3 separate regions of the Mus musculus genome follow, and all the other regions are linked to region 3. The links are chromatin loops, found by intact Hi-C in ENCODE. Cell type or tissue: left cerebral cortex. All regions are shown on one strand.

What was found. A loop is a pair of places that touch in the nucleus more often than their neighbours do. Peaks named below come from ENCODE experiments on the same cell type or tissue, not always from the same donor. Only the 100,000 strongest peaks of a DNase experiment are listed, where the experiment ranks them.
Region 1: a loop joins it to region 3, with 3 times the contacts of the local background. A loop is called at or near these places in 19 of 42 quality-filtered maps.
Region 2: it touches region 3 in a loop (2.4-fold over the local background); 21 of 42 quality-filtered maps call a loop at or near these places.

What each region holds. Positions count from the first base shown.
Region 1 is chrX:48,382,807-48,385,306 of GRCm38, forward strand. Bcorl1 (BCL6 co-repressor-like 1) reads left to right here. Exons shown (of 15, transcript NM_178782.4): 9 at 1,116-1,339. Among named protein-coding and RNA genes, the nearest start is that of Bcorl1, 43 kb to the left of the region's middle. In left cerebral cortex, a CTCF peak has its summit at 1,007 (motif pointing left); a DNase peak (open chromatin) is centred at 1,010.
Region 2 is chrX:48,391,454-48,393,953 of GRCm38, forward strand. Bcorl1 (BCL6 co-repressor-like 1) reads left to right here. Exons shown (of 15, transcript NM_178782.4): 11 at 418-584; 12 at 1,701-1,846. Among named protein-coding and RNA genes, the nearest start is that of Bcorl1, 51 kb to the left of the region's middle. In left cerebral cortex, no CTCF peak of the experiment used is centred here; no DNase peak of the experiment used is centred here.
Region 3 is chrX:48,283,558-48,286,057 of GRCm38, forward strand. It overlaps 9530027J09Rik (RIKEN cDNA 9530027J09 gene), which reads right to left and starts at 1,869. Exons shown (of 4, transcript NR_045916.1): 1 at 1,838-1,869; 2 at 9-90. In left cerebral cortex, no CTCF peak of the experiment used is centred here; DNase peaks (open chromatin) are centred at 1,138, 1,687 and 2,371; H3K4me3 peaks cover 1,625 bases; H3K27ac peaks cover 1,149 bases.

The DNA.
Region 1 (2,500 bases), 99 kb after region 3:
GACAAGTTCTGTCTGCATAGTCCTTGCAGTCCTGGAACCCACGACATAGACCAGGCCGTCTTCCAACTCACAGAGATTCAAGGCTTGCGCTACCTCCCACCCCAGCCAATTCACTGGTCTTGAATAGAGACTCCTACATCTGCATCTGCCTTTGGCAGTTTTACAGATGAGAGTCCATTTCAAGTTTGGGGTGGCAGTGAGTTGAGAACTCTGGGATTCCAGTCTCTTCATTTCACACATGGTAGAAACTGAAGTTGCAGCTACTTCATTCATAGCCTTACTGATCTGTTGTGTGCTAGGCTTGGTGTTCAGGTTTGTGACGGAGATACCCCTTCCCCCTAGAGCTTGCACTGAAGTCATATAATAAATAGTGCAGCAACAAATAAGAGAGACCCTCCCTCAATACAAGGTGGAGGGAGGGGCCTGACACCTGATGTTGACCTCTGTAACTGCTCATTACAGCACCTACAAATACAGACATAGCCACACACACAAGCCATGCATCTCCATTGCCAATCGATACAAGTGAATGGTTTATGTCACCTACACAAGAGGTTTAAGGCAGACCCTATGGGGTGAGGCTCTTGCTAGTGGAGTTTGCAGTAGACCTTTTTGAAATTACAATTTTAGACACATGTTGTTGCCCTGTGATACCAATTACCTGATTTCCAATCAGGGAAGGCAGTATCTTTCTGCCATTACACACAAGTAGGCCTATACTGCGCTGGGGAGTGTCTGTTGCATTTACCTTGGTATCTTCAGACAGGAACTGACAGGCAGTTAGAGGTGAGGAGAACTGAGCTCGTAAAGTTAGCCCTCCACTTTGTACTTGAACCCCACTGTACTTGATTGATACTTCAGCAAAACTGCCAAGTTGCTTTTGATTTTGGAGAGGGAGGGGGTAGAGAAAGGCTGAAAAGAGATTCTGGTTTGCTCTGAGCTATGGGGAGATCCTTTCAAAATGACCCGCATTTTGGGGGCCAGTTAGATGGGCTGCCCCCTGCTGGCAGGTCTGGGAAGCGCCTCCCACGGATAGATGGGGAATTTGCATGGTAAAGCACTAAAGGATGGTGTTCCATTTCTGTGACAGTCGTTCTTTCCTGTTTCTTGTTCAGATTCAAAGGCCCGTAAGCAGAAGACTTCCTCCCAAAGTTCAGAGCACTGCCTCAGGAACAGGAACCTTCTCTTGTCCAGCAAAGCCCAGGGGATCTCGGACTCACCAAACGGTTTCCTTCCAGATAACCTGGAGGAGCCAGCCTGCCTTGAAAACCCAGAAAAGCCGTCAGGAAAGCGAAAGTGCAAGACCAAGCACATGGCAAACGCCTCAGAAGAGGCAAGGGTATGTAGCCACCAAAGGGACCAATATGACGACCGTGGGCTAGAGAGGCCGACTTTCTAGCACGTCTGTCTAGCTGTAATTCTCTCCCAGAGGGCAAAGGAAACAAGTAGATGGGGGAGGGGGCCACTGAGCTGTATGAAAGTATTCTAAAAGTATTCTAGAAACGCGGGACACATTCAAACAGTGGAAACTGAAGTTATAGTTAATTATGGGGTTTGACCCCTGATTTCTTTTCCCTAACAATCCTTGTACCTCATTTTTAAATATGGCAGGGTATTAGCCTGAACAGATTGTTAACATCCAGTCAAGAAGCTCCTGTCTGACTTTCTGAGACAACTAAGGTAGAGTGTAACTTGTTGAAGCCAGGATTTTGTTACCTAGACCAAGGTTTAAGGGTCCAGGTTAGCTGCTGTCTCCATCCTGTCCCCTGTTCCTTTGCCTCTGGAGGAAGCCTAGCAGCGAATGAATTGGGTACTTAGCAGTTAGCCAGGCAAGCATTCTTTGAACCCTTTTCAAAATTACCAGTTCATTTGCTTCTGCGGTTCATAACACTTGCAGCGCTGTCAGATTCTACAATGTACCGCTAAAGAAGAATGGCATAGTCCTTTGAAGGAAGTGAGTTGCAGGTCCAGCGTGTACCTGTGATAGGTATCTGCCATTGACAACAGAAAATCAAATGACCACGTTGGGCTGGTTTGGTTAGTTACAGCTCTTATTCTTCTGTCTGGCTTTCAAGTAGGAATTCCCAAATGATACCAGTGAGGGATAGATGCTTGTCTTTGCCCACCTCTTCCTCCCCCGTGAATCCTTGTTGCAGCTTAGACAAGACACTCAAGTCTATTTGCTCATCTTTAAATGGAGCTGATGCTCCCTGCCCCTTCTGTCTCACAGGAGTACTTGGGGGGAACAAAAGCAATGTCTGTGACAGGCTTTGATAACGGAAAGTGTTCTCTGAGGGTCAGTATGCATCCTTGCACTTCAGGCAGAGACAGGAATGAGAGAACTAGAGGGAAAGCCAGACCAACTGTGATCTGGCATGCCAGGGAATCCATTATCCCAAACCCATAGACTACAGGACTGATAGGAGCCACTGGGAGAGTACAGACACGTGCTTGGCTCTGGCCGCCTCTTTCTTCTTGTCACTTTTTATTTATTTAATGT
Region 2 (2,500 bases), 110 kb after region 3:
TCAAAGCAAAAAACCAAAGTGAATTGTGGAGTTGTGCTTGCCTGGGGTAACTGGAATTTATGAGCCTGTCAGGAGCAGAGTTCCCATGTATATCTTGTAAAGCTCAGAAAGGTGATTGCTGGGCAGCAGAGGAGCCTCTCTGAAGACCTTACTCCAAAGATCACCACCCAGATGAGTGCCCTTGGCCATAAGAAATGTCTTCCTCCTGCCAAGGGACCAGCTCAGGGCTGGGGCCCAGCAATGGAGGCTGAGAACTACCTTTGTTCACAAAAGATTTTGAATTGTGTCATTTGTTTCCTCGTATAAAGAACAGGCTGTAAAACTTGTCAGACACTTGTGGAGTGGCAAGTCTAACAGGGAGGATTCAAAAAACTTCAGACTTGTCTTTGCTCACAGAGCTGTCTCCCATCCCTACAGGACGTAGTTCTCTACTGCCTCCAAAAGCACAGCGAGGATGTGAATCACCGTGACAACGCGGGCTACACAGCCTTGCACGAAGCCTGTTCCCGGGGCTGGACTGATATCCTGAACATCCTCTTGCAACATGGGGCTAATGTGAACTGCAGCTCGCAGGATGGCACAAGGCAAGAAGGCTGTTCCTCTGCCAAGTCTCAGACCTCAGTTCAGTCCCTCGCTTCAGAGCTTTACTCAGACCTGGATATTTGCAGAATGTCCAGCTGCTGGTGTCAAAAAGGCTTTAACCAGGAAGCCTTTTGAAAGGATGTCTGAAGGGAGCCAGCTTAGGGGCAGGAGCTGATGAGTTCCTCAATGGCCAGTCTGTATGGGACTAAGGAAAGGCTGAGGTTGTCCAGGGTTCACTCTGTCCCATGCCAAGTCAATCCACTCAACCCTCCTGAATACCATCATCGTCGTGGGCCATTTATCTCATGTGGAATTGAGGCCTTAGGTTCCAAGCAGAGCACTAATCTAGGTTTCACATTCCAGATTGGGTTTTTGTAATTTAGTCTCTGTGAACATACAAAAAAATTAACTACCTGGGTCTGTGAGATTGGCTTGATATATGTAGGCACTTGCCTTCAAGCCTGGCCCTCTTGGCTGCCACATGATGGAAGAAGAGAGCCGATTCCTGCAAGTTGTCTCCTAACTTCTGCACACATATTCATGCACACACACACACACATAATACAGAAATAAGTAAATGCACTACACCATATTAATGTGCACACATAAACAAACATAAAACCTTTCCATGTCTCAGAGAAGTCACACCCATCTCCTCTACTCCAGGGGAAGTGTATACCAAGTAGAAGGGGCCAGATCAAAGTGTACAGGCTCTGCTTGGCTGCTACCTGGTGTGGAGCCTCCCTACCTATCCAACCCTGCCCTTGCGCAGTCACCTGGGCCCTTCCTCTTCCACAACCACCCACACCTGCTTTAATTTTAACTTCCACCAGGGACCTGTTCTCCACTGAACTCCTAGTAGATCGACATTGTGCTCTAGATACTGTCCGAAGATGCGGGGGAACACAGAGGAGAGACAAATATGGGAAAGAAAAAGAGGTGCACAGAGACAATATGAAGCGTAGGCCAGAGGTGGCTCCCCTGCTCTCTTACCCATGTTACACTGGGGTTACCTCGAGGTCACCATACTATCTTTCTCACTCTTCTTCCCCCTAATATCGCATTGTGAAAGTTCTCCATTAAATCCTGTAGCCCTGACTCTTATTTGACCTCCACAGGCCAGTTCATGATGCTGTGGTCAATGACAACCTAGAAACCATCTGGCTCTTGCTATCCTACGGAGCTGATCCCACACTGGCTACCTACTCGGGTCAGACAGCCATGAAGCTGGCCAGCAGTGATAACATGAAGCGCTTTCTCAGTGGTAAGCATTGACCACAGTTGCAGCCAGAATCCTCAGGGTTTGTTGGCCTTGGACTCCTCAACCGGGGGATGGGGGAGGTCTTCAGTCACTCTGTCCTAGACAGTTCCCACAAGGATGTGTTCTGTCTTCACGTATTCCTTCAGTGTCTTGGCAATTTCTAGCTACTTTAAAAAGTCCCTTGCTGTGAGTGTCCACATCACTACCTCAGTAAGGCCCTCACCTCCTACAGAGATTCATTTCACCACTAGGTGTCTGGAGCAGACCTCCCAATGGGAAACTGGCTATACTCTTGGCTGGAAGCAGGATATGTTGACCTGTGCTATGAATGGAATGTCGGTGGTAGAGAATGAATAATCCCCATTTTGCTGTTGCTGCAGTCTCTTCTTGATTGTAATTAAAGTGGGACCTCTGGGACCCTTCCTGATGCTTGATTCTTTGTGGCTCTTCTCCCATGGTAACTTTGATACTTTCTATGCATTCCAGTATTCCCCTTCTCTCCATTCCTGCCTCTTCTCCACCCTCTGCCTTCTAGTGAAGTGTCATGTTCAGGTCCACGGCCAGGGCCACAAGTCATTTCATAGATTTTTCTCTCTAGTACGTAGCACTGTGTGTCAGCAGGTAGGCAGGCTGATCTGAGTTGGGCAGCTAGGATGG
Region 3 (2,500 bases):
TAACTCACCCAGCCAGTTCCTCACCAGGGATTCAAGCAGGATTCAGCCATATGGTCATTAACGCGGACTTTTGTATCCATGGGTGGCAGGCTGGTGGTGTAATGCAGTGGCAGCATTAGTGCTTAGCATGCCCAAGGCCCTAAACCACGCTGCACCTCGTGTTCTCTAGGGGAGACTCACCCCTCAGAACCTTATCACAAGATCCAAACTCAGAATATGCTGGAAGGTGTGAACCCCTCTGAGACACACTATGCTACGGTTGCAGCTTTAGACCTTTAGATCACCGGTCCTATTGCTACCATGGTTTTGGGTCTTTACAACCCCCCACCCACCCACCCATTCCATCTGGACCTCTGTCAGGCATGCTACTACTCTCCAAATGAATTCCAAAATGGTTAGACCTCCAGCTGCCTACCTACCAATACCTTGATTTCCATACGATAAGATTTCAGAGAATGTGATAAGTCCCATGTTACATGGTGAATCAGGAACTAGAACCTTAGGCTAACTTGGAAGTCAAAAGTCATACAATTTTTTTTCTCCCAGAATTTCTGAGTGGTAACTGTGTGTGCTCTTACCAATAGTCCTCAGGAAGTACCTGGGACTGGCTGTCAAGGGAAATAAATATAATGAGTAGTGTTCAATGCCCAAAGGACATTTTTTAACTTATGCACTGGCTTGAGATTGTCCATAATCCGCTCCGCTAGCTGTCACTTAAATCGGTAGCCAGTGAAGGGGAATGAGGAACCTCTACCTCCTCCTGCCTCCATTTAAGATACCTCAACATTCTTTCACTCTTAAGCACAAAGCTGCCATCTCTGTGCAAACCAGTTCCCAAATCGAAGCACCAATAAGTGGACAATTCCGGGTCTACTTTCTCGGGACCCTTCTGCGCGATGTTTGCGCCATACAACACTAAAGTGATGCAAGCCACCCCATCCTTCGAAGGCGAGGGCAGACGCTGGAACATGACATAAACGACGCCCACTCCCCGTTTTCCAAGCCCCCAAACGGATTCAATTGTTGTTTCGTGGGGCTCTTTTTTTTTTTTTTTTCCTTTTCTTCCTCCGAACCTCCGAAGTGTTCTTCCTTCCTATTGGCCAAAGCTGCCCCTTGACGCCACCCCGGCTTTGCTTACTGATTGGTCGGCTCTGGATGTGCCCAAGCCTTTTTCCCAGGGTGTGGCGCCCCCCTCCCGCCCCCAACAGGGTTCTGACCCCTGGCTCCTCCCTTCCCCCAACCCCCCCTCCCGTTCCGAATGGTACCGCCCTGGCTCGGCTCCCCCATGGCCCGGCCGCTGCCCTTAGGGCCCCCGGACGGGGCGGGGCACATTGGGGACGGGCAGAAGGCGGTGGTGGCGCCTTCCTGCCGAGCCCGAAGCCACCCCCGCCACCCTTCTACAACCCTCTTAGGTTCCACTTTCCCTTGAGCAGTTTTCGCCCTCCTTAGTAGCCCTGTCCCGTCTGTTGCAGCCCCCACTGGTCTTTTGGTCATCCCAAAGGGCAGCTTTCAATCCCAGCCCTCCGCGCTTGATACACGCCCATCAGCCTCCACCCTTGGGTTCTCGAAAGGCTTTCTCCCCGAGTCTGTACACCCTTCCCCTCCGGGTCCCTCTTTCTAGCGGACTGTCCATCCATCCCCGGGACCTCCCTCCCTGTGTGTGGCCGTTCCTCCCAGCGGCCTCCACTTCACGGTGTCCCCTCCCCTTCGTGGCCAGCGTGGTGGAGCACTCCTGCCCCCCCCCTTTCTCTGTACCCCCGCGCTCTCTTATGCTGTCCCTTCACGTCCCACTCTAAGTCCCTCCCACGCCATTCCCCCCACACACACACTCACACACCCCTCCCTGCGAGTCGTCCCCTGGCGCCCCTCCCCTAGCCCCCGCTTGTCTATGCCCCTCCCACACACCCGGTCCTTTTGTCTCCTCTTTGGTCTCTAAGTCCCCCGCCCCTCCCTCCCGCCCGCCCTCGCTCCCCGCGAGCACGCTCTTATCTTCCCCAGGTCCGGGCGCCCCGCCCCCTGGCCGCGCCCCGCCGGCTCCCCTCCCTCCCGCGGCCCCATCTCCACCCTCGGCGCTCCGCCCCCCCCCCCCCCCCCGCCAATCCCCGGTGGCTCGGGGCCCTCCAGCCGGGCCCACCTCCCTCGTTCCCTGGTTCGCTCCTCCCGCCACAACCTCCGCAGATCCCAGACCCACCCTTTTCGGGCCGCGGGCTCGGGCTCCCGCGCGTTCTCCCCACACTTGCACTCCTCCCTCCGCCCTGCTTTGCTACCTCGCCCAGGCCCCAAAGTCGCCCGGTCCGGGACACGGTGCAACCCGCCCTCGGGGAAGCCTCTTTCTTTGCAATGGTGCGGGCACCGCACGATCGGACCCACAGCCCTAGGAGCACAAACCCAAACTGGGCCAGTCCTGGCCGCCTTTACATAGTCCGGCTCTCGGAACCCGCCCGGGACCTTGTGCCCGTCGGAAGAGTATAGGGACCTGCTGAGCGCGGCTCCTCTGGCC